Regions from separate parts of the Homo sapiens genome. Here regions 2 and 3 are each linked to region 1. The links are chromatin loops, found by intact Hi-C in ENCODE. Cell type or tissue: B cell. All regions are shown on one strand. Links, peaks and the distances in the headings refer to the core of each region. The heading gives the core; the rest is flanking DNA. Region 1 overlaps MAPKAP1 (MAPK associated protein 1). Region 2 overlaps MAPKAP1 (MAPK associated protein 1). Region 3 holds the start of MAPKAP1 (MAPK associated protein 1).

Region 1 (10,234 bases), core at 1,367-9,366:
CTCTTGCCTCAGCCTCCCAAGTAGCTGGGATTACAGGTGTGCGCCACCACATCCGGCTAACTTTTGTATTTTTAGTAGAGACAGGGTTTCACCATGTTGGCCAGGCTGGTCTCAAACTTCTGGCCTCAAGTGATCCACCCACCTCGGCCTCCCAAAATGCTGGGATTACAAGCGTGAGCCACCGTGCCTGGCCAGTTTGCAATAAATTTAATTAGATATTGACTTGTGGCATTTCTAATCAGATCATCTGCATGTATGTATGTCTTCTTAGCTAGACACGAGATTTTTGGGCTAAGGTGTGAGTGTGGTGGATTAGGGTAAGACAGGGTTGAGTCCTAGCTTTGCCACTTATTCTCTGTGTGACCATGAGTAAGAAGTTAGCTTCTCTTGGACCCTTTGTCCTCTCCCTCCAGCCTTGCTGGTAGGAGTGGTGCAGATCACCTGGCAGATCATATGTAAGCAAATGCTGCTATAGTCATTGGCACATAACAGATGACCAAGGCATGTTTGTTGATTCATTTTCTCAGTTAATTCATGCTGTTTTAGTTGTGAATGGTCTGGTAGTAGATACACTGGATGCACCTGCCCTGTGTTCATTATTTGGTTTAGAATTTTCTCCTCAAGGATGGTGATTGTTCTGGCACTATTAGATTGACTTTCTCAGTTCACATGTTAGAGAATATGCAGTTATCTGGCAAAAGCCACAGTTACAGAGTTGTTAGGTATGGAGGAATTTTGAATTATCTAATTTGTCTCTATTGTATCTTGATATATATGCGTTAGCTTTTTTTCCTATGTATTTTCAAACCAGTACTTCCTAGTGTTTTTAAAGTGTTTGGTTTCATTTTTTGCTTTCAGTTTTATTTTTTTTCTCTTCTGTATATTAATATGTCCCTTTCAGGATAACTTTCATCTGTTCTAGGCAATGACACCTGCTATTAGGTGTTTTCTGCCTTTGGCTTGGTCCACAGTTGTGCTCATCTTAGAACCAGCCTCCTTTTTTCTGTTGTTCAGCAGCAGTTCCCCAGGGTTCACTCTGACACAAATCAGTGGTGGAGGAAGACTTGGGAATAGGGAATGTGGTCTCTGCCCTGGAGCCGTGTGTCCTTTAGGAGAAGGCACTTCAAAGCAGCAGCTGTTCCCATTACACCAGCCGCAGCTGATACCAGGAGTTCATACATGTCCCAGGTTGAACTGAGCTGCTCTAGTTGAGCCATATATGAGTTAACATGTCTGTTAACAATTTCTATTTAGTTTAATTTAGTGAAAACTTATCAACCCCCTACTTTCTGGGTCCCATGGATACAGACATGAATAAACTGCTACGCCTGCTTTGAAGTAACTTGTAGACTGGTAGGTATGCAAATGACAATAAAGAAGCATTAAGAAATTTCTGTATAAAGACTTACCTTAAAAATCAGAATTTCATGATTGTATCTCTCTTCAAGCCATAGATGCAAAATCATCTTTACATCATTTAGCATGATTTATAGTGTAGGTGTAGTTTTGCATTCTGCTTTTTTACCTGCTTTTGTGTTGAGTTTTTCTTGTTTGTGTAGAATGCAAATAGTGTTTAGATTACATTCCTTTGGGCAGATATTTCAGTTCACTAGTCTCTTTCTCAGACAGGGCTGCTTCATGAACGGTCTTGTGGCAAAAGGTAGGGCGCATTTTAGCAAATAGTAGAGCAGTGATCTCTGTTGGCAAAGGTGCCAGATCAGCCTGAACATAGGGTGGAAGGCTTTTTTCTTGACTTTTTAATTGAGCAGCAGCTGGGGAGCTAAGAAAGAAAAAGATGGTTTGGGAAATGGAGAGAACTCACTGATAGTTCATATCTAGGAGCTTTAATTTAATTTGTAGTATTGGGAAATGTTTCTAATCTTCTGAAAAGGGGCTTGTGCCACAAACGATGTTTGAGGTGAATGGGTCTGTTCTAAGTTCTGACTGTTGGTGTAGACGTTTAAGAGCATCTGGTAAATCAGAGGGTAGGATTAGCAGGACTTGAGGACTACCTGGCCTTAAGGGAACAGTAGGCTTCACAGTAGGAAGGCTGACATTGCTGGAGAATAGCGTGCCATCGAATAAGTGGAAAAAGAGTAAAGATTAGTGCCCAAGAGAATGAGTCCATCATGAGACTGGTTAGCTCTATTTGTTGACTAACTGGAGAGGAGATGACATTTCCTTCCAGTAGATTGAGATGGAGAAAAGCAGAAGACTAGCCATCAAAAGTGTGGATTACTGTCCCAGCTTCTGTTCTTTCCTTGTTGTCATTCCTTCACATGAACTCTTTGAGAGTCTTCACCTGAAAAAAATGGGGACAGTCTCACCTACTTGATGCAGTTACTTTGAAGGTTAAATAGAAGATGCTCGTGAAAGTAGTTTAAAGGCTGCCTACTGTTATTCTACTGTTTTATATTAAGCATTATGTTTTGAGACTTTGACTTTCCATCTCCCCTCTAACCCTTTATCAAGCATTGTCTGGATCATATGCCAAGGAGAAATTTAATCCATACCTAACTTCACCAGTACTCAGTTTGCCCACAGAAAATGGGTTCGTTAAGCTGTGTAAAATTTTTGCTAGTTGGAAGGGAAGTGAAACTATAATTGTTTCAGTGGGATTTTTTCCTCCCCCAAACCTTGTGAAAAATGTATTCATGTGTTTTATGAGACTCCCCCACAAGTCTAATTTGATGACAAGAATTGCTGTTATTGCTAAATTTATTACACGTTCACCTCTTTTCCCTGAGTGACTCATTATTGAGTCCTAGAAATGCAACTGTGTTTTTGTTTAGGAGGAGGTTGTGGTAAGGGAGAACTTAGGGATGACTTTTAAATAAGAGAACTTTGTATTATATTTATCTGTCTGGAGGCAATAAATCTGTTTCAGCAGATTAAATACAGACTTCTTTATAAAGCCTTGTTTTCTCAAACCTCTTATCAGCAGCACTTGGCAGTAATCACACCTACGGAAACTTGTAATTTTCCTCAAGGAGGTGACACTGACAGAATTAAAAATGAAGGAGCCCCCCTGAAAAGCAAGTTCATTACAAATTAACAGTGGTCTTAGCAAAGCAGTGGGCTAAGGCGTGTCAAATAGCGATATGGATAAAGAAACCCAGCATTTTAAACTGTCAGAGCTGGGAGCAAGGCTAGCCTGAGAACAAATTAATCACATATTGTCAAGGCAAAGTTGCATCAAATTAACACATCGGATTCCAGCATATTAATGTCAGAATGCTTTCACCTGATTATTACTGCAAACCATTGCCACTCTTTGAATGCAAAGATATAATTAAATTGCTAAATAGAAAGTGCATATAATATCTCCACATGCATTTAGGATGCATGAGCTGAAAAGTGCACATCCTAGGAAGTGACAGATTCTATTTGTAGGGGAGAAACTTTACTTTTTTTCCCCTTTTATTTACTTGAGAGTACTAGAGTATGAAATTAGAAAAGTTAGTTATGTTATTCATATTCTATATGAATTAGATGAAATACAGGTTTAATTTAACTGATTTGCTACACTGACTATGAGTACATAATTACCTCTGCATTTTTCTGGAAGAGAAATGGGACAATGTTGCAAAATAGTACTTTGCATCAAAATTGCCCATTACACATAATCCTGGTGGTGGATTCGTCATCAGAAAGTGCTTAGGAGAAACTAGATTGGCCATTCTGACAACTGTCTTTTATGTAAGGATTACTTTCTGTCTCAGCTTAATCTAATATGTGTTCTATTATATTTAAAATAAGAATTCAGGCAGAAGCCCAGCTGTGGTTGACCTTTTGGCTCAAGGAGGCAGCCCAGCAGGAAGAACTTGCTTTTTATTAGTCCCTGTTTGTCCCAGGTGATACTTGGGCCAGGCTTTCTGACTTGCTGTCTTTGTTATCCACAATCAGCCTTGCTGTCCCTGTTACTCACACTTAGATTTGGCTACTCTCCCTGTGTCCTCTACCAAGCTCTGTTGGCGCTGTGCATTGAAATCTTCCTTAAATCTCACTTCTTTCATGAAGTCTCCTTCAGCAACTCACACTTCATAGACTTCTCTTTTCAGCTTTGGGATTGAGCGGTCTTGCATTTACAACAGCTCACTTAGCAGAGCTAAAGGGCTTGTAAATTCAAAAAAGGGAAGTAGTGATTGCTAGGAGCCACCATGGGTTTCCTCAGAACCAAGCAGGGCAGAACAAGCCCATTTCTTTCTTGGATAGGGTTGTTAGCTAGATAGAGGGCTGTGGTTAAAATTCTTTGTTCTGAATTTCAGTAAAGCATCAATTTTTGCATAGTATTCTTGCACGCAAGCTGGAGATATTCTCCAGTCACATTGTGGTCAGGTGGACTTTGCACCTGGCTGAGAGACGAGGCACAGAGTGGTGATTAATGGATTTATGTCAAACTGGAGAGCTATCTTTCGTGGCAAGCTGTAGGTCTCTTGTGTGTTCATTGCTGTCAGGGACCTGAATGAGAACATTGATGATAGGCTGATGACACTTGTGGAAGGCAGAAGGCTGGGAAGAATAGCAGGCATGTGCAGTGACAAAGTCAGGGACTAAAGTGGTCTTGACACACCAAAATGATACTTGCACTTAAGTCATAAGATGCAGTCATTTGTGTATGGGGGTGGCAGTGGAAAAGGGGAAGAGGAAGATGAGGTTTAACCAAGTAGCACATGAAAGAAAAGGTTTAGGGTCATGGTTAATTGTAACCTCAGTATGATTCAGCAGAGCCAGGTAGTTAGAAGGAAAACTCATGCATTCATTTCTCAAATATTTCTTGAGTGCCTGTATGTGCCAGGGACTTGACTAATGCTGAGGATACAATAGTGAATGAGATAGTCCCTAATTTAATGGTATGTGTAATCTTGTAGGGAAGTCAGACAATTATAATATAGCATAATAAATGCTATGAGAGGAAAAGTTTAGTATGGTGAGTTTCTTCTTTTTTTTTTTTCTTTGAGACGGAGTCTTGCTCTGTCACCCAGGCTGGAGTGCAGTGGCGTGATCTCAGCTCACTGCAGGCTCTTCCTCCTGGGTTCAAGTGATTCTTCTGCCTCAGCCTCCCAGGTAGCTGGGACTACAGGCATGTGCCACCATGCCTGGCTAATTTTTTTGTATTTTTAGTAGAGATGGAGTTTCACCATGTTGGCCAGGCTGGTCTTGAACTCCTTACCTCAAGGGATCTGCCCGCCTCGGCCTTGCAAAGTGCTGGGATTACAGACATGAGCCACCACGCCTGGCCTAGTATGGTGAGTTTCTTAGAGGAAGGACACCTGGCCTGGGCTTCGCATGGGAGAATATCAGGGAAGACTCCTTAGATGACCCCTAAGCCAAGCCTTGAAGGATGGGAGGAGGTTAGGCAGGAGGCTTCTAGGTAGGTGAAGTGCTGGTGTAAACATCTGAGGTGAGAGATGCTGGTAAATTCTGGGCAATGAAAGTAGTAGGGTATGACTGGAATGTGGAGGCTGAGAGCAGAGGAGGTGAGAGACGAGGCTTGATCAAGAAGAGTTTTGATTTGCTCCTGCTAGTTGTATTTGGAGCAGGAAACTGACATCCTTACGTCTGAATAAATCACCATGGCTGTGGTTAGCAAAAGTAGGGAATTTAGTGTGGTGAGGTATAGTAAGTTCTGTACAACAGACATTTACAACTATAAGTGTCTATTCAGACAAGTGCCACAAGGAGGTGGTAGAGACTAGGAACCGGGTGGGGCATATGAGTTGGGCTTTACAGAATCCATCCAGAGAAGATGTGAACATTGCCTGAAAATAGTAGAAGGGTTCTTGGGTAGAAGATGCTCTGCATGGCTCTGCCAGGCTGGACAGAGCAAAGGCAGTTGTCTTCATTCATTTTATGTTGCTATAACAAAATGCTGGAGACTGAGTAGTTTATAAAACAAAAAGGTTTTTATGGTTCACAATTCTGATGGCTGGAAAGTTCGAGATTGGGCATCTGCACCTGGTGAGGGCCTCAGGCTGCTTTTACTCATTAAGGAAGGCAGATGGGGAGCTGGGGAATGCAGAGATCACATGGTGAGAGAGGAAGAAGGACACGGGGAGGTATCAGGCTTTTTTTTTTTTTTTGAGACAGGATCTCACTGTATCACCTAGGCTGGAGTGCAGTGGTGTGATGACAGCTTGCTGCAGCTTCAGACTCTTGGGCTCAAGCAGTCCTTCTGCCTCAGCCTCTCAGGTAGCTGGGACCACAGGTGCATGCCACCATGCCCAGCTAATTTTTAAAAATTATTTTTTGTAGAGATGGCGTCTCCCTTTGTTTGTTGCCCAGGCTGGTCTCAAACTCCTGGGCTCAAGTGATCAACCCAACCTCTTTTTAATAAGCAGCTGTCTCTGGAACTAATAGAGTAAGAACTCACTTCTCAGGGAAGGTATTAATTTATTCATGAGGGATCTGCCTCCATGATCCAAACACCTCCCATTAGGCCCCATTTCCAACATTTGGGATCAGATTTCAACATAAGGTTTGAAGAGGACAAACATCCAAACCATAGCAGAGGTGTTAATCATCTTTCCATGATTAAGGGTTCAGTGTTGGCTGTTTGTGTCCTAACTCCCTAGACTTGCATTGACATACCAGGGCTGCTGCACTGCTTTGGGCCAAAGATTTCCTCATCTGTAAAATAATAAACCATACAATATGTGAAGGCCAGAGATAGTGTTTTACAAAGCACCTGGTATGGACTTGTGCTGAGTAGGAATCTAGCCAGTTATTGTAGAATCGAGTTATTGGAGGCTGGGCATGGTGGCTGATGCCTGTAATCCCAGAAGTTTGGGCGGCTGAGACTGGGGAATCACTTGAGCCCAGGATTTCAAGACCAGCCTGGGCAACATAGGGAGGCCCTGTGTCTGCAAAAAGAAAAAAAAAAGAAATTAGCCAGGTGTGGTGGCACGCGCCTGTTGTCTCAGCTACTTGGGAGGCTGAGGCAGGAGGATCGGTTGAGCCGGGGAAGTCGAGGCTGCGGTGAGCTGTGATTATGCCACTGCACTCCAGCCTGGGTGACCGAGCGAGAGTTCCTGGACCCTTGACTGTCTCAGAGATTACTAGAGTTAGGTGTCACTGATTCCTGGCCTTGACTGTTATGTTTCTACTTTGTAGGGGTTCTAAGGCCTTAGTTGACCCTAGGCTCAGTGTCCCCTGCCTCTCAGTGCACTTCCATCCTACTTCCCCACATAGTTTGTGAGCTGAAGCATACAAACTAATTTTGATATTCATGTCATTTAAATATGTTTATAAATTGTGTGTTTACAAAAGCCACATTTATTATACTCCAAGGACATCTAAAAGTGACATTTTGTGTTATACATGGCCTTGTCTGCTTCGACTAGTATAGGTGTTTGGGAGTGAACCATGCCTGCATTTCCGTGTCTTCTTTTCTTTTTTATTTTTCAGTTAAAATTGTCAAAAAAACACATAAAATTTACCATCTTAACCAATGTTAAGTGTTCAATATGGTAGTAACTATATGTACGTTGCTGTCAACAGACCTCTCAAACTTCAGTCTTGCAAAACTGAAACTTTATGTCCATTGAACAACTTCCCTTTTCCTCTTGCCCCCAGCCCTGGCAGCTACTTTTTTACTTTGTTTCCAAAAGTTTGAATGCTTTAGATCCCTCATAAGATATATGGTAGTAATACTGGAATCATGCAGTATTTGTCTTTTTCTGACTGGCTTATTTCACTTAGCATCATGTCCTCAAGGTTCATCCATGTTGTAGCATAGGACAGGATTTCCTTCTTTTCAAAAGCTGAATAATGTTCCATTGTATATACACACCACATTCTCTTTATCCATTCATCTTTTTATGGACATTTAGGTTTTCACTTCTTGGCTATTGTGAATAATGGTGTGCTGAACATGGAAGTACAAATATCTCTTTTCAGTACAAATATCTGTTTTCAGTTCTTTTGCGTGTATACCCAGAAGTGGGATTACTGAAATTATATGCAATTTGTAATTTTTTGAGGAACCTCACATTGCTTTCCATCGTGGTTGCATTATTTTACATTTCTACCAACAGTGCACAGGCTTCCACTTTTTCCACATCCTTTGCAACACTTTTTATTTTCTGGTGTGTGTGTGTGTGTGTGTGTGTGTGTGTGTGTGTGTTTTGACAGTGACCATCCTAACAGGTGTAAGTATGGTACCTCGTTGTGGTTTCAATTCGTGTTTCTCTAATATTAGTGATGTTGAGCATCTTCTCATATGCTTGTTGTCCATTTTTACATCTATGCAAGTCCTTTGCCCATTTTAAATTGTTTTTGTTGTTGTTGTTCTTGTTGTTGTTGTTGTTGTTGAGTTGTAGAGTTCATTATATATTCTGGTTAGATACATGACCCCTGATTAGATGTATGGTTTGCAAATATTTTGTCCTGTTGCATAGGTTGCCTTTTTACTCTGTTGTTTTCTTTGCTGCACAGAAGTTTTTGAGTTTGATATAGTCCCATTTGTCTGTTTTTGCTTTGATTACCCATGCTTTTGGTGTCATATTCCAAGAAATCATTGTTACATCCAACGTCATGAAGTTTTCTCCCTTGATTTCTTCTAGAGGTTTTATAGTTTCAGGTCTTACATTAAGCCTTTAATCCATTTTGAGTCAATTTTTGTCTGTGGTGTAAGGATTCACCTTCGTTCTTTTGTATGTGGATATCCATACAAAAGAATCCATACAATTCATTTTCCCAATGCCATTTGCTGAAGAGACATTTTCTTGTCTTAAGTGACTTATAATGAGAACACTTTTCACAGGTGTAAAAGTGACATTTAGAGTGTATCCTTTATGTGGCTCTTGATGATCTGCATAGTGAAGCATTTTATTTAAAGTGCCCCTTTTCCCACCTTGTCACCTGCCCTGTCTTCTTGCCCATTCCATCTTGCCCATTCCATTTTCTGTCATATCTTGTGGGTTGTGTGTGGTGTTCTTCTGCCTGAAATGTCTTCCTCTATAGTGAATTGCTGTTTATCCTTTAAGATTCAGCTCACACATGGCCTCCTCTGCCTCCTACAAGTTCACTACCACAAGCAGTCCTTATGACACTCCATTGTAGTTATATATTTATATGTCCTTTGCTCTCATAGAATGTAAGCTGTGTGTGGACAGGGCAATGTCCAGTTTATCTTTCTAACACCAGCAACTCCACAGACCCTAACATTCAGTAGTCACTTTGCACAATTAAATGAAGTGGCCGCCTTTGTCGTAGAGAATTATAAAATGGTACAAGGCAGGATGCTTCAGTTTGTATGTAACTAACCAAGCTTCTGTCTCCTCATTTCTAAAATTAGGAAGTGAATTAGTTCTCTGAGGTCTCTTCTGGCTCCAACAGCCTATGAAAACAGTGGGAATTCTTACCTGAATGCTTTCAGAGCTTCGTTCCCACATATCCCACAAGATCTACCGTAAAGTAGGATAAAATCGTAACTTTTTGGAGGGTGAGATGGGGTGGGGTTTAAGGAATTATGCCATTCAAGAGTCAGATGAAAAGCTGGGCACAGTGGCACACACCTGTAGTCCCAGCTACTCGAGAGGTTGAGGCAACATAGTGAGATACTGTCTCTTAAAAAAAATAAAAAAGAGTTAGGTGAAGTGTGCTGGCAGGGCCTTCCTAATGTGTTCCGGTTCCAGTGGTTCCCTTTCTCAGTGCAGGCCAGGTGTTCCCATCCCACTCTCTCTGCCTTCACTATTCCCATCTCTAAAACTGGAAAGATTAGAGAGGGTCTTCACTTTATATGGTTCACTATATGTGTGTTTAAGGGGGCAATGAATGTATTTTTAAAAAATATTTTAACATTGGGAAATGAAAAATTAATTTTTACATAAAAACTTTAAAGCCTTAAAAAACTGGCTATTGGAAATGTGCCCAAGATAGAGGCATTTGAATGGCAGTGGGGAGGGTGTGTATCATCTTTGGGGTAGTGTGAAATTTTTTAAGTTATCAGAAGGCGTCATGGATTACAGGTAGTCATGAAACATTGCAGTAGTTTCTGTTCTAATTTTCTGTGATTTTATATTGATGACAATTTCACAGAAGGCTTCAGTGGGATGAGTCCTACTCATTGTTACATATGAATTGCACCTACAGTTTTGTTGGCTTGTTTGATTTTTTAAATTGAATCCTGACTCCACCACTTACTAGCTGTGTGGTGAAAAAAATAAGTGATAAGAAAATCACTTTTCTCTAAACCTTAGTTTTCTCATCTGTGAAAAGGATATGATGATAG
Region 2 (10,234 bases), core at 798-8,797, 180 kb after region 1:
CAGATCACCCAAGGTCAGGAGTTCAAGACCAGCCTGACCAACATGGCGAAACCCCGTCTCTACTAAAAATACAAAAATTAGCCTGGCGTGGTGGCAGGCGCCTGTAATCCCAGCTACTCTGGAGGCTGAGGCAGGAGAATGGCTTGAACTTGGGAGGCGGAGGTTGCAGTGAGCTGAGATCGCGCCACTGCGCTCCACCCTGGGGGATAGAGCGAGACTCTGCCTCAAAAAAAAAAAAAAAAAAACTCCTGTGAGTAGATGTTTGAATCTGCAGAAGACATGATCAAAAGAAGGAAAACCAGAGAAAAAGCAATAGATGATCAGGACCTGGGTGAGGGCTGTGGTCCCAGGATAGAGAGGGACGGAAGATAAACGTGAAAACTAGGAGACCAAATGCCCAGTACTTGGTGCGTGGTGAAGCCTCCAGTTGTGCCACCACAACTGCCAATTTAAGGGGAGATGCTGATGTCTGTTCTGGACATGCTGCACTGGGGGCCATGTGGAGGTGGCAGCCATACCCACTGCTCAGCTCTGAAACTCTGGAGAAAGGTATAGGCCACATAGCTGCTTCAGGATCACCAACATGTGAGTAGTAACTAAAACCCAAGGGCAAACCCGACACAGGAAAAACGTAGTTAGAGGAGGTGCTGATCAAGGATAGAACTCAGGAAGACCATTGCTTAAGGGACAGGTGGAGGTCCAGAAGATCACAAAGGAAATGTGAGAAACAGATGACTGGAGACGTGGACCCAAGAATCAGGTGACCGTGCCTCCAGGGAAGCCAGGACTTTAAGAAGTGTCGAAAACAGCTGAGAAATCTCTACTGGATCTCTCGACATTGAGGGCATAGTGACCTTAGCAAGAATGTTTTCGATACATGAGAGGAAGGAGGGAAATCACATTGCCATGGGAGTTTTTATAATTAGAGATTTAATTATGTTTACAGGAAGGAGCCAAAGAGAGAGAGAGAGGGAGTTTGAGAATCCAGGCAGAAATGTAAGTAGGTCAGGCACATCCCCGGCTCTAGAGGTCAAAGAGGTCATTACTATGGTTGCCCAGGCCGCTGCCCACGCAGGAGTGCTTGGGAAGGAGCACTCCCTTTTGCCAGTTGAATTACCTTGAGCTGAAGCTCCCTGCAGGCAGCCCAGAACTGTTGCTTACGGTGGAGAGGAGACCCAACCAGGAGGGAGTTTTCAGCCCAGAGACCAAAGAACCCCAGTCCAGCATTTCCTACTAGGACCTACAGAAAGATACAGCTTTGCCTAAAACAATGTGTGTTCCCATCGGTTTCCCCCAAGAAATCCAGTGAGAATGTTCCCCTCTCAGGCCAGAGGGCCCAGAAGACATCAGACCTTGGAAACTGAGTTTTCAAAAAGTATCCATGCCTGATGTAAAGGAATTGAGAAAGAATCCCAAGCCTCAAAGCTGTTCTTTGTAGCCTTATTTATAGTACTGGCAATTTTATAAGTAACCCAGAAGCCCAACAGAGATAGCAACATGACCCATAGCTCACGTCTACTGGTTGGAATAAGATGCAGCCATTGAAAACGGTGGTTATAGAAATTGTTGCAACAGGGAAAGGGGTATGGTAAAATGTTAACTTAAAAAAACTAAGCTCAACTTCTAGTATACAATCTGATTACAACTGTGAAAACAGGCGAGAATGGTTAGGAAAGAGACCGTGAATGGCATTGTGCTAGTGTTGGGATTTTGGGGTGGGGTGTGGAGGTTCTCCTCTGTCTTCTAAATTTCTAGTATTTTTAATAAGGAAAAGAAACAGGTTTATTTTTATATTTTTGGCAAGTGGTGACACCTGGGGGTTTAGGCAAAGGTGGGCTGCAGGCTCATTCTGGCAGCTCCAGCTCTGACCAGTCATGGCCAGCCACAGTCAGTACTGGCAGGTTGTGTTAGAAGAGACCCTCCCTTGAGACTTTTCTTAAGGCAGATGGAAAGTAAAAAAAATGATAGCCGGGCATGGTGGGGGGTACCTGTAATACCAGCTACTCAGGAGGCTGAGGCAGGAGAATCGCTTGAACCCAGCAGGCAGAGGTTGCAGTGAGCCGAGATGTCACCACTGCACTCCAGCCTGGGTGACAGAGTGAGACTCCATCTCAAAAAAAAAAGAGCAAAAATTGAAAATCAAAAAAAGACCCTTCTTTCAGTTGATTTGCAGTGGAAGTCTGGGAGCACCTCTTTTAGCAGGGTTGTGAGTGCTGTTCATGTATGTTTAAGCCATCCCATCTCATGACCACAGCAGCCTTTCCAACATGGCCACGCCCCCTGAACTGGCAGGAAGAACCTGTTTTTTCAGCACAGCCTCCTGTTTTAGTTAGAATCCATAATACAGAAGATGAATTAAAGCACAAAAGCTGGACGTCTCCACTTCTGACATTTGTGCCACTAATTAGTTTCTGCTTGGTATTAAATTCTATCTTCTCTGTCTTACTTTGAAAAACTTACATAAGTGTAAATACAGTTCTACATATCCAGATTTTCACTTCAGTACTCACGAGTGGAGGTACAGTTTCAGTATCTGCCCTGAGCATGTGACCAGTGCTTAGATGCCACATTTATACCCTCTTATATTGCATTTTATTTACATAGCACTATAAAAGCAAATCTGCTCAAAGGAGGCCCAATTAAAAATGCAATCTTCAAAGCAATTAGCATTTTATCATCAAATACCAGTTCCATCATAGTTAAATGAATGACCACCTCCCTGCTATATGCAGGGATGTATGTGACATATAAGAGATCACTGACAGATGCTATCCCCTCCTTTACAGCCAGGCAAACCTTGGAAGGGACAGTGCCTTGCCAAGGTCCCACAGCTGAAACATGGCAGAGCTAGGATTTCATCCTAATTCTAACTTCAGGAATTATGCTTTTTTTCCTCTGTGTCTCAGGCTTTTGTTAAACCTTAATTTAAACAGAATTTAACAATTAATGCAAAATAATTTGAACTAATTGGAATATTAAACTTTACATTTTTTTAAAGTCATACTAATACATAACTTTTTCTTAGCTGATTTTTTTTTTTTTTTTTTTTGAGACAGAGTCTCGCTCTGTCACCCAGGCCAGAGTGCTGTGGCACAATCTCAGCTCACTGCAACCTCCGCCTCCTGGGTTCAAGCAATTCTCCTGCCTCAGCCTCCCAAGTAGCTGGGATTCCGGGTGTGTGCCTCCATGCCCAGCTAATTTTTGTATTTTTAGTAGAGACAGGGTTTCACAGTGTTGGCAAGGCTGGTCTCAAACTCCTAACCTCGGGTGATCCATCCACCTTGGCCTCCCAAAGTGCTGGGATTACAGGCTTGAGCCACTGCGCCCAGCATCTCAGCTATTTTTTTACAACTAGTGTCTCAGCTATTTTTTACAAAGACAGCTTGCTCCTGTGACTTAACCCTGTTCCTATGAAAACCGCTGGTGGTCTTGGAATTTTCAAAGGTAACTTGCCTACCTCTGATTCCCTCTAACGCCCCAGGGAGATGCCTGGTGGGCTGCAGCTGAGGAGGTCATTGGCCCCCTCTTCCTCTTCTACCTGAGATGAACTGTGAGGTGTCTGAGGCTGATGGTATCTGATAACAGGTGTTCTTTTGTTCAGTCAGTATTGAAGTGTGGGCAGTTCCTTCTTCCCAGACACCTATGGTGGAAATTTACTATGTGGCATAAATTACTCATGTTTATTGACAGATTCATTTCCAGCAAGAGGTCAATGAATTGTTACACTTTAATATATAGGTCTTGGTCTGGGTGAAATTATGAAAGTGTGAATTCTGATTATTAGCTATTATTCTGTTGTGAAAGAGTCTCCCCATCCTGCCAACATTACCTTCTCTGTAGTTCTCGCCTCCATTCCTTTTCAGTATCCTTTCTGCACCTGTCTAGCTCAAAACTGCACTCACTCCTACCTGGCTGACTACGGGAACTGCTTACCTCGCCTCCAGGCTCCAGGGAACCAGGGAGAACACCCTAAAACACAGTTTGCCCATTTCTTTCACTTGCCCTGCTTAAACCCCTCTAGTGACCCCCATCAGCTGGTGACTCCAGGCACTCTCAGCCCTTTGTGTCCCTCTCCCTCCCACCTGCCTGCCACACATGACCCTGGTTTGCCCAGAGCTCCCATGGAGACCCTGTATGTTTGCCCATGCCGTTTCCTTGCCCTGTGGCATCTTCCTCTTTTTCACCCTTCTCCACCCTCACCTTTACCCAGCTGACTCCCTGCCCTCCTCCAAAACTGCGGAGGTGTCAGCTCCTCCCAAGAAACTGTCCCTAGTGGCTCTTCTCCACCTCTGGCCAGGTGCTTCTGCCTTGGTGTCTCCACGGCAGCTCCCTGCGTTTACCTTCTTCACGCTCATCATATTTGACTCTCGGTGTTCATTTCTCTGTCCTTTGCTCTAGCCCATGCTCCTGGCAGAGCCCAGACTGAGGAAAACTGCCCTTCTGGCCGCCCAGCGAAACAGGGCTGCTAGCGAGGGGAACTCGGGGCAGAAACGCCCGCGGAGTGAGTCCGCCCCATGTCCTATGGCCCAGCATGGCTGCTGATCTTAACCTGCCCTTGCCCCCCAGGGTTCCGCTCATCACTCCTTGCAGAGAGCAAGAGGGGGCTGTCTGCTGTGGCTGTCCACCGTGCCTCGGCCCAGTGATTAACTTTGCAGCTGTGTCATTGTTCAAGTCCAAACACAAGTGCTCCACAGAACGTTCTCTGCCCTCTGTTCCCCTCTCCTATGGCGTGAGTGCTTTCACTGGAAAGGACAAACAGACCGGAGGCTTGAGGGAGAGTGGGGGAATGTTGGGACTCTTCCTCCTCCTCACCTGCTTCACTCTTCCTCAGATGGGTGCTGGAATGAGCCCTGGGGATAGGCAGGAGACACACACAGCCTCCACATGCAACCAAATACATTCAAAATTCAGAGGACGGGATTTGAGGTTACTTGGTTCAAATATGCAGCCTTTCAGGAGACTTGGCTTGGTATGATTTTTTTGTTTTTTTCACGTGACTGTGCAGATGAACCACAGGCCTCCCCTCTGTCAGCCCACAATTGACATGCTTCACAAGCACCATAGTCCCAAGGGGACAGTGTCAACGCTTCCTTTCTGGGGCTCTTAGGCCTTGCAGACTACTTATTACATGTGCTGTGTATAGATTGGGCTCTGCTTAAAGTGCAGGAAACCTTTTTAACAGTGTCTCAATTGTTCAGGCAAAACATGCTTTAGTGCTTTGAGGTTTGGTTTGGTTTTGTCAGTGACAAGCGGGAGCAGGTGGTGTGGACAGTCCATAAGCTGTCTTATCAAAGTGGTCAGTGAACCCCGAAGCTTCGGGTCTGTGGGTCTCCCTAAGACCTTCTGGTTCTTTCTAGCCCCAGGCCCTGGTGTCTTTGTGTGTCGTGACCAGTTGTCAGCAGGAATGCCTCCTGGAGGGGGTGTCTCTTTGTCCTTCACAGCCCTGTGTCCTTTGTAGATGGCTGTGCTTGTTCACAGCATGGCCAACAAAGGTGCCCGCATTGTTCCTCCACACAGGGATGTCACCGACAAGATTCTGATGTTGTGGGGTAGATCCTGTGAATGTGAATAGATACAGACGCACACACAGATGCCTCTGTGTAAGGTCCACCTCCTTATTAGAAACACAGAATTTATATGTTAACAGAGTGACTAGCTTCCAGTCAGGAATTCTCACATTTTAGTACCATGATTTAGAATCAGGCTAAATTTGTCAAGTGTCTGAAAGTGAGGTTTTTCAGAAATTATTAGGTAATTTTTTCAATTTAGGATTTATAGTCACAATTAGTACATCATAATGATGTTTCCAGGATAAAATACCAGTGGCTCAACTTTTCTGGCCACAAATGTACAACATATATCAGTTTATTTTTGGAGATCTGAAAAATTAGCTACTGTAAAGTCCCCAAGAAGATTTCTCCAGGAAAGAGGTGAACTTACAGTAATATGGGTGATATATTATTAATTAATAACTATGACCAGCCGCTGCTTCAATTAAAAGGACAACGGATGAGAAGGACTAATAGAAAGGATATGCTGAATTTTAATCTTACAGACACTAAGGTCTGTCGAAAGACTAGGGAAGGTCATTTCTGGGCGTTTTGCAGGAGACCTGTATATTAGAGATGTCACCTGCTGCTCCTTGGTCTAGGAAGGTTTACTGAATACTGACTACGTGTCTCTCTTGGGCACTGTTCCTTTGCTTGCCAGTAATGGAAACCAACTTCAGTAGCTTAAGGCGAAAGAAGAATTTCTTGGAAGGCCACAGGAGTCTCCTAGAACCCAAGGATAACAGTGCCGATAGGCCGGGGCAGCCCCCATGGGCCTGAGCCTGGGAGTCCCAAAGCCCCTCATCTTATTCTCAGTCCTTGTGCCAGTTTAGACAGCCTAGCATCTATGTCTGCATTTAGAAGAGGGAATCCGATTGACCTGTCTGGACATAAAAGGACAGGCCCAGATAATGTAGCCATGGCTGCAGGTATGATAAGACAAGCAGGTTCCTTTGGAGGGCCACGGTACCGTGTGGTAGGCCCACACAAGAAGTGCGCCTAGAAGTGTGGTTATGAAGACTCACCCAAGAAGGCGCCAGCTGAGCTGAGCCACCCAGGATCAGCAAATCTTTCCCATCCGGGTCAGTGAGAGAGGACATCCCAGGCTTGGGGAAGAACCTGTGTAGAGGCTGGTGTGGCAGGTGGGAGTGTGCAGCACTCTGGCAGCCTGTGGCCTGTCGGGGCAGCGGAGTGAGATGAGGCTAGACCAGGAAGCAGTCCCAGAAATGACAAGTGTCATCCTGAAGGTGGTAGGACGGGGCATGGAGAATGGAGACCTAGATCAGATTTATATTCAGAAGCTCTGCCCCCTGGAGTCGGTCGCTTTGTGAGGTGCCCACTTTCCATGGTGCCCCCCCCGCCCCCATCCTCCCAGGGTTGAGATGACCTGAGGCCTTTGGGAGCAGCTTCCAGCAGGGTCTAAAACTGGGATTCTCCCTCTCCAGGCAGGAGTCCTCTCCCAGCAGGAGCCCAGGCTGTGGAGCAGCCTCATAATAGTGTGGCTTTTGACCCTTCTCCTTCCTGTTGCTCATTTATCTGACTTTAAACAGTTAGTTTATTTTTAGAGTAATAATGTGGAGTTAATTAGCCTTCTCCCTTAAAAACGCCACCTTTTGCATGTAATTATCATATAGCAGCAGTTCCGTAAAGCCTTCCTAACGTGGCATTCCCCTGAATGCATTCCAGAGTGGAATGGGACCTAACTGGCTGTTGAGTCTTTAAAATTTTTTCATTGTCCATTTTATACCCAGCCTGTAATGAGAAAACGAACTACTCCTGGGAAGACTAGGTGCTGCTCAGCCTCCACTTGCTCTCGCTCGAATTGGAATGATAGGGGAGAACATATGGAGGCCCCCGCCATAGTTAACTCACCAGAACCCCTCAACACAGTTTTCTGTCTCTGCAGGTCACGCAATATTTAAACTCACGTATCTAAGCAATCACGACTATAAACACCTCTACTTTGAATCGGACGCTGCTACCGTCAATGAAATTGTGCTCAAGGTGAGTATTCCTTCTTGAACCAGAGACAGGGTAGGTGGGTCCAGCTTCTCTTCAGGCTGTTTGCGGCATGGCCGCAGCCCCACCCACTCCGCAGCTCTATAGAAGGTTCCCGGGCCCAGTTTGGCAGAGGAGGAGTGTCGCAGCTTGCCAGCCACCCAGGGGTGAGTGCCTGTGCCAGGGCCACACCAGCCCCCGCTCAGCTGCTCTGCACCTGCTTCAGTCAAAGCAGGACCCTTTTCAGTTTCCTCCCAATCCCAATAACCCTGGCTCTTCCTGTATTTGTTTATTCCTTTTATGTACTGTTTATTTTCCTGCAACCATTGTCAGGAGCTCCTTGAAGCTCCTGGAGCAGACTCTGAGGAAATTATTATTGTTTTGAAGATAATTATGCTGAAGGTGATTTTAGCAACCTGTTCTAAACATACCTAACTTTCTGCTAGACTTGTATGTCACCATACCTAAACAGTATACTCACTGAGCACCTTCCGTGTGCCTGGCCACGGCCTGGGATGCCACGGTGACAGACTCTGTCCCTGCCCCTGGAGAGCTTTTCCTCTACCAGAGGAAACAGGCATAAAACACAAAATTACAAAGAGATCGTTAGTCTCAAAGGTGTGGGTGTGTCACAGTAAACTGACTTGGGGTGGAGGTATGGAGGCAGGGAGAGCTGAACCCTGAAGGATGACTGAAAAGGCACAGATGTTGACCAGGTAAAGAGAGAGGAAGCACCACAGACAGGCAGCCTGGGAATGGGCTGAGGCAAGGCAGGCACAGGGGGATGGGGGGCTGGGGGGGCTGGGGGAGCTGGCGGGGCTGGCGGGGCTAGGCCGTGCAGGGCCTTGCAGAGTGGAGTGTGGCTGAGAGGAGCTCTGCTTGGCATGGGAGCCTCCAGGGGTCTTGCGGATTTGGGAGGTCTGGGATAGGACCTGAGATCATACGTTTCCAAGAAGCGCCAGATGCTGCTTTGGCCGCTGGTCTGGGCACCACACTCTGAGTAGCCCTGGACTAGGGGTCTCAGCCTCTCCCAAGCAGAGAATCCTTTCTTCAAGCCAAATCTTCCATAGGTTGATCAGATAGGAAAAGCAGCTGCTGTGGCAGAGCAGGGGCGAGGACCAGAGAGGGCTCCCCCACCCCTAGTTGTGTGACCCTGGCTAGTCACATCACCTTTCTGGGACTCAGTGTCCCCACCTGTAAAGTGGGGATCATAGTACCTATGCTACCCCACCCCACCAGGGCTGCTAGAGTACAAATCAGATGAGACATGGTAAACCTATGTAAGTTATCATTCAGTCTCTTCTGAAGAGTTGAAGTCATCACATAATAGCAGAAGTAGCGAAGATATGCTGAGGGACTGCACAGTGCAGGACCTGGGCCAGAGGCTCCACGTGTCCCATCACAGTGCATCTTCACAGCTCTGTGAGATCATGAGATAAAGTTGTTCCCATTTCCCAGATGAAAAGTGAGGATCAGGAATAAAGTAGCAGAGCCAGGATCATGACTCTGGTAAGTTGGCAGAACCAGAACTTGCCCCCAGATTTGACAGATTTCAGACTTGTGTTTTAATTCCCCAGATATGCATGACCTAAGAGTTGTGTGGGAGATTTCAATGAAATAGAATTGCGATCCAGGAATATATTGAGACACATTCCCCATGGCTGCAAAAGATTTTCAAAAGGAGTAGGTAGCAATTTAAAAGAGCAGCTGGAAGGACAGTTTGGAGCAGACAGAGTAGCATGATTAGCTGGATGAAAGGGAGAGGGTTCATAGACCAGCCTGATCAGAGCCCCTCCTTGGACCAAGGAGTGGGGACACGGGCCTGCCTGGGAGTGCTTGCAGCCAGCGAGCTTCGAGTTACCCACTGGAGCATCACAGACAGCACGGGCCCCTTGTGCAGAGTGTTCAGGGACCTGGCAGAGAAATATTCCATTACCCCGATAGGGGCTGGACTTTTTTTTTTTTTTTTTATAGCCAGCATTAAAATATTCAAGACTTGAGAAGGATTCTAGTAAAATTATAATCCCATGTTTGACATCAAAATAATTTTCACAACAGCAGATTGATGACAGAAACACAGGTTTATGACTTCAGTATGAGACTGTGGAAGATCAAGTGCAGAGAAATCATTTTACAGGTCCAAATGCTCCCTCGAAGCAGATGCTTCTCTGCAAAATCCGTGAGGTCTGTCACCTTCCCTAAAGTGTCTGTTTCCATATCAAAATATTTGCAGAAATATTGTGTCATGCACAAGACTCCAGAAGAGTTGTAGCATACCCTAGGCCTGATTTACTTAGAGCTAATGATCATGAGCCTGATGGAAGATGAGATAGTACTTCTCCCACCTCTGATTTTTTTTTTTTTTTTTTTTTTTTTTTGAGACAGAGTCTCACTCTGTTGCACAGGCTGGGGTGTAGTCGTGTGATCTCTGCACACTGCAACCTCCACCTCCCGGGTTCAAGTGATTCTCCTGCCTCAGCTTCCCGAGTAGCTGGGATTACAGGCACCCGCCACCAAGCCCAGCTAATTTTTTTCTATTTTTAGTAGAGAACGGGGTTTCACCATTGGCCAGGCTGGTCTCGAACTCCTGGCCTCAAGTGATCTGCCCACCTCAGCCTCCCAAAGTGCTGAGATTAAAGACATGAGCCGCCAGGCCCGGCCCCATCTCTGATTTTTATAGCAATTGG
Region 3 (10,234 bases), core at 767-8,766, 75 kb before region 1:
CATGGTTGTTGTTTTAGGCTGCCCCCCAAAATGAATTGGAGTTTGCTGAGTGGAAAGGCAAACAACAATTGAGGCTTGAGGGGCTGTGAGGAAACTGAATGTGTGAAGGGACCTGATCCTTACTGCCCATCTTGGCGTGCCGGGCCAGAAGAGCTGGCATTTATGCAACACCTCCTGTATACCAGGCACTGTTCTAGTTACTCTCTCTGCAGTACCTCATGGAATTCTCACAACAACCTAGATGAGAAAACAGACACAAGAAAGGCAAGTAACTTGTTGAAGGCCACACAGGTAGTAGGTGTTTTTTTTGTTTTTGTTTTTGTTTTGTTTTATTTTGATTTTTTTGAGACAGAGTCTCGCTCTGTCGCCCAGGTTGGAGTGCAGTGGCATGATCTCGGCTCACTGCAAGCTCCGCCTCCCAGGTTCACACCATTCTCCTGCCTCAGCCTCCCCAGTAGCTGGGACTATAGGTGCCTGCCACCTCGTCTGGCTAATTTTTTGTATTTTTAGTAGAGACGGAGTTTAACCGTGTTAGCCAGGATGGTCTCAATCTCCTGACCTCATGATCCGCCCGCCTTGGCCTCCCAAAGCGTTGGGATTAGAGGCAGGAGCCACCACGCCCGGCCCGGTAGTAGGTGTTTTTGAACTTCTGCCCACTGACCCTCTCTAGTCCCGGGAACCAGAAGAAAAAGAACCTCCACCCCCTAACATGGCTTCCTTTCCAAGCTGGAGATGAAGGCTGTGAAGCCTGATTGTCATAGGTATGCCCAGGTACCTGTCCCGCTGCCCTGATGTCTATGGGAGTCCCCTAGCCAGCCCCTGGCCCAGCACCATCAGTGTGCTGTAAAAATGTTATTTTTGTGGCCGGGTGTGGTGGCTCACGCCTGTAATCCTTGCACTTTGGGAGGCAGAGGCAGGCAGACCACAAGGTCAAGAGATCGAGACCAACCTGGCCAACATGGTGAAACCCCGTCTCTACTAAAAATAGAAAAATTTGCCGGGTATGGTGGCGGGCACCTGTAGTCCCAGCTATTCGGGAGGCTGGGACAGGAGAATGGCTTGAACCTGGGAGGCGGAGGTTACAGTGAGCTGAGATCGTGCCACTGCACTCTAGCCTGGCGACAGAGCGAGACTTCATCTCAAAAAAAAAAAAAAAATTTGTATGTGTGTTAGCTCTCATGGTCCTACCACTGTACACCCCAGGTCAGGAGACAGGTCAATGTATGCTTTAATGACACTTCCACCAATACAACTCCTGCTTCTTGGAGGCTCATGCCATCCAATTAGTTTCTCCTCTCTCCTCCTCATCTACCTCCCCAGTGCTGTTCCTCAGTTGCAGATGCCATGGGGAGCACGTCTGGTTTCCTTTTCACCCCATGTCTGTCCACCATCTTGGGATGGACGTTCACAAGGATCTCAGTTCCTTGACTATCTCATCTTCAGTGATTTTCCCCCCATTCCACTTTAGCTGGGACCCCCTCTCACATGGCTCCTCCTCTGAGGTTATTTGTTGAAACATCCATCTGTGACAATAACCTCCATCCTTCTGCTTTCCTTCATCAGTGACTTCCATTACATCTATTTGAGACCTTTAGGCCAGTGATACCTGTTTTTCTGGAATTCTCTTGCTTCCCTATCCAGCATACTTTCTATGGCTCATTGTTTTAAGCACTCTTAAAAGCTGATATGACCCCATCACACCTGTCTGGCAAAATCCTTCCTTGGATCAATCCAACTTCTCATTCTTTGGGTGTGTGTATCGTGACTGCTCCAACTAGCTATAGAATAATCACACTAGCCATCATATTAGTATCACCATACATTTAGTCTCCATTCTCAACTGGGCCCTCAATACTGTCCTTGAAATCCTACCATATATCACTGCATGCCAACTTACCACAGTAACTACAGTATTTCAAACCCATAGTCGAACTTGACTACAAGGCTTCTTAAGGGTAGGGTCCCCGTCTGGCTTTTTCACCACTGAATCTCAATAGGCACTCAATAAGTATTGCTTACTGACTGAGGTATACTCATACTGGTAGGCATTAGTAAATAATAGTCACATGCCAGGCTCTGTTATATGTAAGCTACATGTATTAGGTCATTCTATCCTTGCAACAAACTAATGAGGTTATGTAGGACTTCTGTCATTCCCATTTTCCAGGTAAAGATAAGAATATTTAGAGAAGCAACTTGGAGAGATGAAGTCACAAAACTTGTAAGTGGCAGAGTGAGTATTCACTTTTTATTTTTCTAATTTTTTTTTCAAGACAGGGCATTGCTCTTTCATCCAGGCTGGAGTGCAGTGGCATGATCACGTCTCACTGCAGCCTTGACCTCCCAGGGCTCAAGCAATCATCCCATCTCAGCCTCCCAAGCAGCTAGGACTACAGGCATTCACCACCACACCTGGCTAAAAAAAATATATGTGTATATGTGTGTGTATATATATATTTTTTTATTTTTTATTTTTTTGAGACAGACTCTCACTCTGTTGTCCAGGCTGGGCTGCAGTGGTGTGCTCACTGCAACCTTCACCTCCCAGGTTCAAGCGATTCTCCTGCCTCAGCCTCTCAAGTAGCTGGGACTACAGGTGTGTGCCACATGCCTGGCTAATTTTTCGTATTTTTTTTTTTTTTTTTTTAGTAGAGACAGGGTTTCACCATGTTAAGACAGGATGGTCTTGATCTTCTGACCTTGTGATCCGCACCCCTTGGCCTCCCAAAGTGCTGGGATTACAGGCATGAGCCACCGTGCCCGGCCTATATAGAGATAAATTTTTTAAGGTAGTGATGGGGTCTCACCATGTTGCCTAGGCTGGTCTTGAACTCCTGGGCTCAGATGATCTTCCTGCCTTGGTCTCTCAAAGTGCTAGGAAATATTTACTCTTTAGAATCTATAACTGCTTAGCAGTTTTAGATAGGTCGAGTTTTATGTGTCTAGGAGACAGTCAGGCAGCTGTGCTTCAGATTGGAACTCGAGAGAGAGAGAGAGGAAAATGGAGAGTAAGATTTAGGAAGGAACAGATAACCTGGTGACCTCAGAAAATCAAATATCCAAACTTGTTCACACCTGCTGCTTTGTTAGAGTGCCTCTGACAGGTCCCTGATGGAACTGTGGTGGTGTGTGTGCAAGAGTGTGTCTGGGTGCTGAGGTGCACTATTCCCCCAGTATAGATATGTGGTAAGATACCAATTACATAAAGTAATGGGATGTAGTAAGAGATCAATCACATATGGTCATGCGTGGAATGAGGATGTTTTGGTCAATGACAGAGTGCATATGATGGTGGTCCCCTAAGATTATAACATGGTCTTTTAATTGTACCTTTTCTGCATTTAGAGATGTTTAGATACACAAATACCATTGTGTTAGAATTGCCTACAGTATATGGTACAGTAACATGCTGTACAGGTGTGCAGCCTAGAAGCAATAGGCTAATACCAAACAGCCTAGGTGTGTAGTAGGCTCTGACATTGTGTAAGTACAGTCTATGATGTTTACACAACCACAAAATCAGCTAACGATGCATTTCTTGTGTCCTCATCATTAAGTGATGGATGACCATATTTGAAATACATGGGTAGACCCACCGTGTTTTTTGTTTTTTTGTTTTGAGACAGAGTCTCTGTCACCCAGGCTGGAGTGCAGTGGCCTGATCTTGGGTCACTGCAACCTCTGCCTCCCGGGTTCAAGCCATTCTCCTGCCTCAGTCTCCTGAGTAGCTGGGACTACAGGTGCACACCACCACGCCAGACTAATTTTTGTATTTTTAGTAGAGACAGGGTTTCACCATGTTGGCCAGGCTGGTCTCGAACTCCTGATCTCAAGTGATCTGCCCTCCTCGGCCTCCCAAAGTGCTGGGATTACAGGTGTGAGCCACCGTGCCTGGCCCCATGGCATATTTATTAATAAGTTTAAAATTGGGCAGGGGTCCCTCAGGGCTGAAATTCAACCTTGAGTTTTTTCTTTTGCTAAGGTGCGTTTTTGAGAGACTTCCCCAAGCATCTTTCAGGTGGGAGAACCACTCTCACTGCACTCCCTGAATCCTTTTTCCCCCTTCATCGTGGCTTTCTCTACTGATTTCCTCCGTGAGAGAGGAAGGGAGCAGCATGAGACACACTGAACTTCTGCCCTGTGCCAGTCCTCCTACATCTCCTGGAAACCTCCCAGCAGGGCTTGAGGAAGATTATTGTCACCTCCATATTACAGATATTATAATAAGAGAAATAACTAACATTGACTGCATGTTTACTATGTGTCAGGCACTATGCTGGGTGTTTTTCAAGCATCATCCCATTCGATTCCCACAGCAATATACTCTAAAGTTGAAACTATTGCCCTGGATGGGAAAACCCGAGGCTCAGAGAGAAGTGTCACATCCTAGGACACACAGCAAGTTATAAGAGCTGGCATTTGAACCCAGGTCTTTCTCAGAGAGGCTGAGCTGCCTCATCACTCATTTCTGGACGAACTAAGGGCTTTTCTCCGTGGAAATGGGGAGAAAGAAGATTCGATGGAGAAGCCTAACACTGATTCCTGCTCAAGGCAAGTCCAGGCACTGGCGCATCTTGCCAGAACTCAGTCTCCGACCCAGGCCTTTCCCTGCACTGGAGAAGCGGCGCGCATGCGCCCGGCCTCCCTCCCGGCCCCGCCCCGCGGGAAGCTACCGCTCCTTGCTTTCAGCTCTGGGGCTTGCGCACTACGTCCCCAGCCAGAGGCTCCTTCCCGGTCGGGGACTTCCGGAACGCCGGGGTGTGGTTCCGGGTCGTGTGCGGCTCGGGGTAATAGGGCTGCTGCTCGGCCGGCCGGCGGCGGCGAGCAGCAGGGGCATGAGGGCTAACCCGGGAAGCGGCAGCTGAGCGGGCCGGGAGGAGCGCCGGTCCCCGTGGATCCCGAGAGTGCAGAGCTCGGGGCAGGGGCCGGGAGGCGTGGGGGAGCCGGGCCCTCCCCTCAGGAACGTGTCCCGGGGCCGACCCGGCCCGTAGTGTGGAAGCAGCTTCAGGTAAAGGTTGCCCCAGCCGCCAGCTCCCCGCCCGTCCGTCAGCCCACCAGCTTGCCCACCTGGCGGCCCTCTCACCCCTCCAGTTTCAGCGCTGCCCGGCGGGCCGCCTGCCGGGCCCTTGTTCAGGTGGCCCGGGCGCGTTCGTTTCCTGGCCATTTCCAGAACTGGAGGCTGTCAGGAGTCTGAGGCGGGTGTGTGGTTTAGGGGAAAAGAAGCCAGCTGACCTGGTAGTGTGGGGGTGGGGGGTGTAGTTGACTCCGGCAGTTTCTGGGCCTGCACTTGGCAATATCTAGGTGCCCTGGTCTTCATAATGTGAAAATCAAGGTTTTCAAGCATTGACTGTGTGGTCCTTGTTTCCTTGCGTCCCTTCTCCCCCTCCCCCTTAAAGAGGTTAACAGCCTTACAGACTTTTTTCTAGCTACAGTGCTGCTGGAACTTTGATTCATTCTTTGTTTATGGGAGTGGCAAGGAGTCATTTAGATTTGTTTAAGGCTGGGAAAAAGAGATTGTAGCGTAAACAAGATTATGACTTTAACCAGAGACCCCCAAATTGACTCAGAAATTGGTTAAAACTTCCTTTTGAATGAATGAAAGTCACTTTGGAAGCCCACCACAGTACCTGGCACTGTACAAAGCACCATGTTGTTATAAACCCAAATCGGCAAAGTTCAAAACTTTCCCAGGTGTGAAGAGTCAAATGGAGACCCATTGGTTTAAAAAAAGCAGCGTTCTCATTCTCTGACAAGCAGGAGAGGTGGATCCGTAATGTTAAAACCCACTTGAGCAGAAGCCTAGATATGGGTTTTATTCCTTATATTTTATGAGCCCACACAAGGTACCTAGTAAACACGGAAAGAGTTCTTGATGAAGCAATAATTGTTTTCATGTTTTTCAGTTTACACACCTGCGGGATTTGGGGCATGCTGGTAGCCCTTTCCCATTCATCTGTGTGCTCATGCCTACCTTCAACTACTGTGTGTCCCAGACTGCACTTACACCCCCTTACATCTCCTAATCTGGCTCCTGGTTACCTTTCCAGTTATGCTTGAAAAGGTCTCCTTCTTTAATTACCCCATCCTGATCCATTACTCTGAATAAGTAGGATCTCTAATCATTTTTGTTCTTTCCTATTCCATTGATTTTTGTAGAACATTCTCCCTACCTTGCCTAGGTTTCCCCTTTTCTCTTTCAGTCTATTGAGACGCTTCCCACGGCTCAGCTGAGTTGGCCTCACCCAACCAATTCAGGACAACCCCACCTGGAAATGATTTTTCCTCTAGAATTCTATAAGCGCTCATTTTTATCTACAATTATTTAACTTAGCAAATGTTTACTGAATATGGATATGTATATATATGCCAGGTACCATGCTAGGCAATTAGAGATAAATATAAGATTCAGTCTTTGCTGCCAGGGAGCTCAATTTAGTGAAAGAGAGATAAGGGAAATGAATAATTCTAACACCGTGATAAGTACATTGTGTGAGAGTTCTTGTGACAGTGGTAGGTGCGGGAGGGGAATGGGTTATTCACCTTTGAGGGATGGGATGTGGCCAGGTAATGCTTCATAATTTGAGGTAAACTAAACTTTGAGTATTTGGGTATTATATAGGGGTTTCTATTGTTTAATCATTTTAACCTCAATTTACAGATTAGGAAGACCCATAATAAATTACACAGCTGGTAGGAGACAGAGCCAGGATTCAAACCCAGGTCTGTCTGATGCCTAAATCTGTGCTTTTTCCATTACATGTCTTGCCTTTTTCTCACATCATCTCCCTCTTTTTATGCAAGTACATATTGAAACCAAAAGTTATATAGGACAAAACATATGAATGTTAAAATGAATGGTACAGAAATCTTTTAAATGTAAAGACTGTGCTCTTCCAAGGCAAGGAGATGGCAGGTAGGTTAGTTAGCTCAGCTTTGAATATGAGCAGAGAAGACAGTCTATAGAAAATAGGCATGGACTCTGGATTCAATTCCTGGTCCCTGTTCTTACAGGATATGTGACCTTCGACACATAACTCCAAGCATCACTTTCTTCAACTAGGGGTTGGGTTAGGGAATAATATTGACCACATGGAGTGTTGTGAATATTTATTGAACTAATGGGGATAAAGGGCCTGGTACGTGGTAAAGTCCCCCGAAATAAATAGCTATAAGATACAAAGGTATAATGCTTGAGGCATGGTTTTAGACTGGTGAGTGAGTTTACAGCCTGAGTCATGCAAGTCATTGCTTCTTTTAGCAGGGTACAAGGACGTAAAGTTGGAGGGGCGGTAGGGGTCAGAGTCAGTGAGGGCTTGAGTACCAGGCAAGGGAGGTAAATTCCAGTTTCTGCTAATAACTTTTCCAGTTAATAAATACTTCGAGGATCTACGATTCATTTCAGCAGTGCCAAGCAAAATGTTAGACCTTGGGGATACAAAAAGAAGTAAAATTGGGTCCCTATCCTGAGGTTATTGACATTCTAGTAGAGGAGATGTCTGTGTGTGTGCAGGTGAACCATAATAAAGTACTGTGGGTTCTAAGGTAGAAGTCCCCAGGAGGTACCATAGAACACTGAGAAGGAAACACTGATGATGGTAGGTAATGAGTACTTACTCTGCTGGTGTGATGTTAAATGCTTTATCTCATTTTTTTCTCGTGTGAGAAGGTGTTATTAGCATCCTGATTTTACAGATGAGGAAACTGGGGCACAGAGACCTTGAATAACTTCCTTGAGTTTATGCTGCTGGTAGAGCTGTAAGATAGAGGGGATTATCTGCTGAACACTGAGATCGGCACTCTTCATTACTACACCATGTTGCTTGTTCTTTGTGATGTGGATGCGGACCCTCTGGAAAGGCTTCAGAGAGAAACTTGCCCTTGAGCTGTAGCTTCAGTGTGCCAGTCATTGTGAGACAGGAGGGATCACGAGGAATGGAAGTGGCCTTTGCACTAAAGGAGCTCATAGCCTTATCTGTTACTTTAAATGTTTTTCTTTTTTGGTGGGGGAGCTTGTTTTGCTTATTGACTTATACCTGAAGACTTCAGAAACTTTTGCAGTTGAGTGGATTTATATGATTCAGCCTAAGATAATTTGCTGGCAATCTGTTATTCTGATGTATAGGCCTTACTGTTACGGACGCAGTTGTAGATGTCAAATTATTATATGACAAGGACTTCTGTCACGTTACTTGTTTTTTTTTTTTTTTTTGAGACAGTCTTGCTCTATCACCCAGGGTGGAGTGCAGTGGCATGATCTTGGCTGACTGCAACCTCTGCCTCCTGGGTTCAAGAGATTCTCTTGCCTCAGCCTCCCAAGTAGCTGGGACTATAGGCAGGTGCCACCACGCCTGGCCAATTTTTGTGTTTTTAGTAGAAACGGGGTTTTGCTGTGTTGGCCAGGCTGGTCTCAAACTCCTGACCTCAAGTGATCTGCCTGCCTCGGGCTCTCAAAGTGCTGGGATTACAGGCGTGAGCCACCATTCGTGGCCACATTACGTTTTTTCCCTATGGGAGGTGCCCTGACTTGTTTCTGTGAGTTCGAAGTTTTTGTGAAGTTTTTTGACTCAGAAGTCAGCATATTTCAGCTTGTGTTAAATTTAAGAGGCTTAGTGGTTAAATATGTTACTTAAGAGTCACAGAGCTAATGTGTGATAGAGCCACAAAAAACTGGCCAAAAAAGAGTAAACAAATCTTCATTAAATTATTATTATTGTTCTGTTTGAGCATCTTCCTCAGTGGTCTCCAAGTCCGATGCCTGTTATGTACTAGGATGAGTAGGCTGGGCCTTGATGAACTGGAGAGCACGGGCCCAAACTAAAGGGAGCAGTTGCTGCTCAGCTCCACTTGCTTGTTGCCATGTGAGGAAGTGGGCCCAGTGTCCTTGGATCTTTTGACACTTTTTGGAAAAGATGCTGGAAATCTGGATTTTAATTTATTCTTATTTATTTATTTAACTTTTAGAGACAGGGTATCGTCCTATCAGGCTAGAGTGCAGTTTCGTGGTAATAGCTCACTACAGCCTTGAATTCTGGGCTCAAGTGATCCTCCCACCTCTGCCTCCCCAATAGCTAGGACTACAGGCGCATGCCACTATGTGTAGCTAGTTTTTTTTTTTTTTCTTTTTTTGAGACAAAGTCTCGCTCTTGTTGCCCAGGCTGGAGTGCAGTGGCATGACCTTGGCTCACTGCAATGTCCGCCTCCCGGGTTCAAGCGATTCTCTTGCCTCAGCCTCCTGAGTAGCTGGGACTACAGGTGCCCATCACCACGCCCAGCTAATTTTTGTATTTTTAGTAGAGACAGGGTTTTGCCGTGTTGGCCAGGCTGGTCTTGAACTCTTGACCTCAAGTGATCCGCCTGCTTCAGGCTCTCAAAGTGCTGGGATTACAGGGGTGAGCCATTGCATCCGGCCATGTACTAGCTAGTTGTTGCTTTTATTTTTTTTGTGGGAAGGAGTTTCGCTCTTGTTGCCCAGGCTGGAGTGCAATGGCGCGATCTTGACTCACTGCAACCTCCACCTCCTGGGTTCAAGCAATTCTCCTGCCTCAGCCTCCTGAGTAGCTGGGATTACAGGTATGCGCCACCACGCCTGGCTAATTTTGTATTTTTAGTAGAGGCGGGGTTTCTGCATGTTGGTCAGGCTGGTCTCGAACTCCCGACCTCAGGTGATCCACCTGCCTTGGCCTCCCAAAGTGCTGGGACTACAGGCGTGAGCCACTGCGCCCGGCCTAATTTTTAAAAAAATTTTGTAGAGATGGTGTCTATCTATGTTGCCTAGGCTGGTCTTGAACTCCTGCCTTCAAATGATACTCCTGCCATGGCCTCCCAAATTGTTGGGATTACAGGTGTGAGCCACTGCATGTCGTGGATTTTAATGTATTTAGTTTAAAAATTTGCCATTAAAAATTATGTTGATCAAAACATATTTGTGGGCTGAGTGTAATTCTAGGCTGCCTGATTGTGAACTCCAACCTACCTGGCTGCTGAAATTTTGGTACCTGTTGTTCAGAGCAGGAAGTATACAATACAATGTTTTGATTATTGATTAGAAATCTCATGGTAAATTGCCAGTGTGAGGGGGCATTGTAGCTTGCGCTGATAGTTTTGGAGAGTGGCAAGGTCAATGCTTTTATTGTATAATCAAGCTAAAGTATAGATCTGGCTGGTGAGATGACCTTATAACACTTCTATTTTGTGCTCTTAGCACTTTAAATGCTACCAGATTTCTTGTCTCTTG

Evidence for each region. Hi-C counts contacts between places; a loop is a spot of excess contacts. Peaks named below come from ENCODE experiments on the same cell type or tissue, not always from the same donor. Only the 100,000 strongest peaks of a DNase experiment are listed, where the experiment ranks them.
Region 2: it touches region 1 in a loop (9-fold over the local background); 3 of 110 quality-filtered maps call a loop at or near these places.
Region 3: it touches region 1 in a loop (4-fold over the local background); 6 of 110 quality-filtered maps call a loop at or near these places.

The regions. Positions count from the first base shown.
Region 1 is chr9:125,626,946-125,637,179 of GRCh38, reverse strand. All of the region lies in intron 4 of MAPKAP1 (MAPK associated protein 1), which reads left to right. Among named protein-coding and RNA genes, the nearest start is that of MAPKAP1, 75 kb to the left of the region's middle. RefSeq lists an enhancer at 407-556. In B cell, for the core only: a CTCF peak has its summit at 5,700 (motif pointing right); DNase peaks (open chromatin) are centred at 2,599, 4,279, 5,679 and 7,538; H3K4me3 peaks cover 924 bases; H3K27ac peaks cover 1,405 bases.
Region 2 is chr9:125,441,820-125,452,053 of GRCh38, reverse strand. It overlaps MAPKAP1 (MAPK associated protein 1), which reads left to right. Exons shown (of 12, transcript NM_001006617.3): 11 at 7,456-7,553. Among named protein-coding and RNA genes, the nearest start is that of GAPVD1, 190 kb to the right of the region's middle. RefSeq lists enhancers at 4,461-4,989, 4,886-5,095, 5,198-5,727, 6,223-6,722, 6,723-7,224. In B cell, for the core only: no CTCF peak of the experiment used is centred there; DNase peaks (open chromatin) are centred at 4,053 and 5,063; H3K4me3 peaks cover 399 bases.
Region 3 is chr9:125,701,745-125,711,978 of GRCh38, reverse strand. It overlaps MAPKAP1 (MAPK associated protein 1), which reads left to right and starts at 4,771. Exons shown (of 12, transcript NM_001006617.3): 1 at 4,771-5,008. RefSeq lists enhancers at 4,398-4,557, 4,555-4,849 and silencers at 4,558-4,727, 4,838-5,067. In B cell, for the core only: no CTCF peak of the experiment used is centred there; a DNase peak (open chromatin) is centred at 4,698; H3K4me3 peaks cover 1,710 bases; H3K27ac peaks cover 2,108 bases; H3K27me3 peaks cover 108 bases.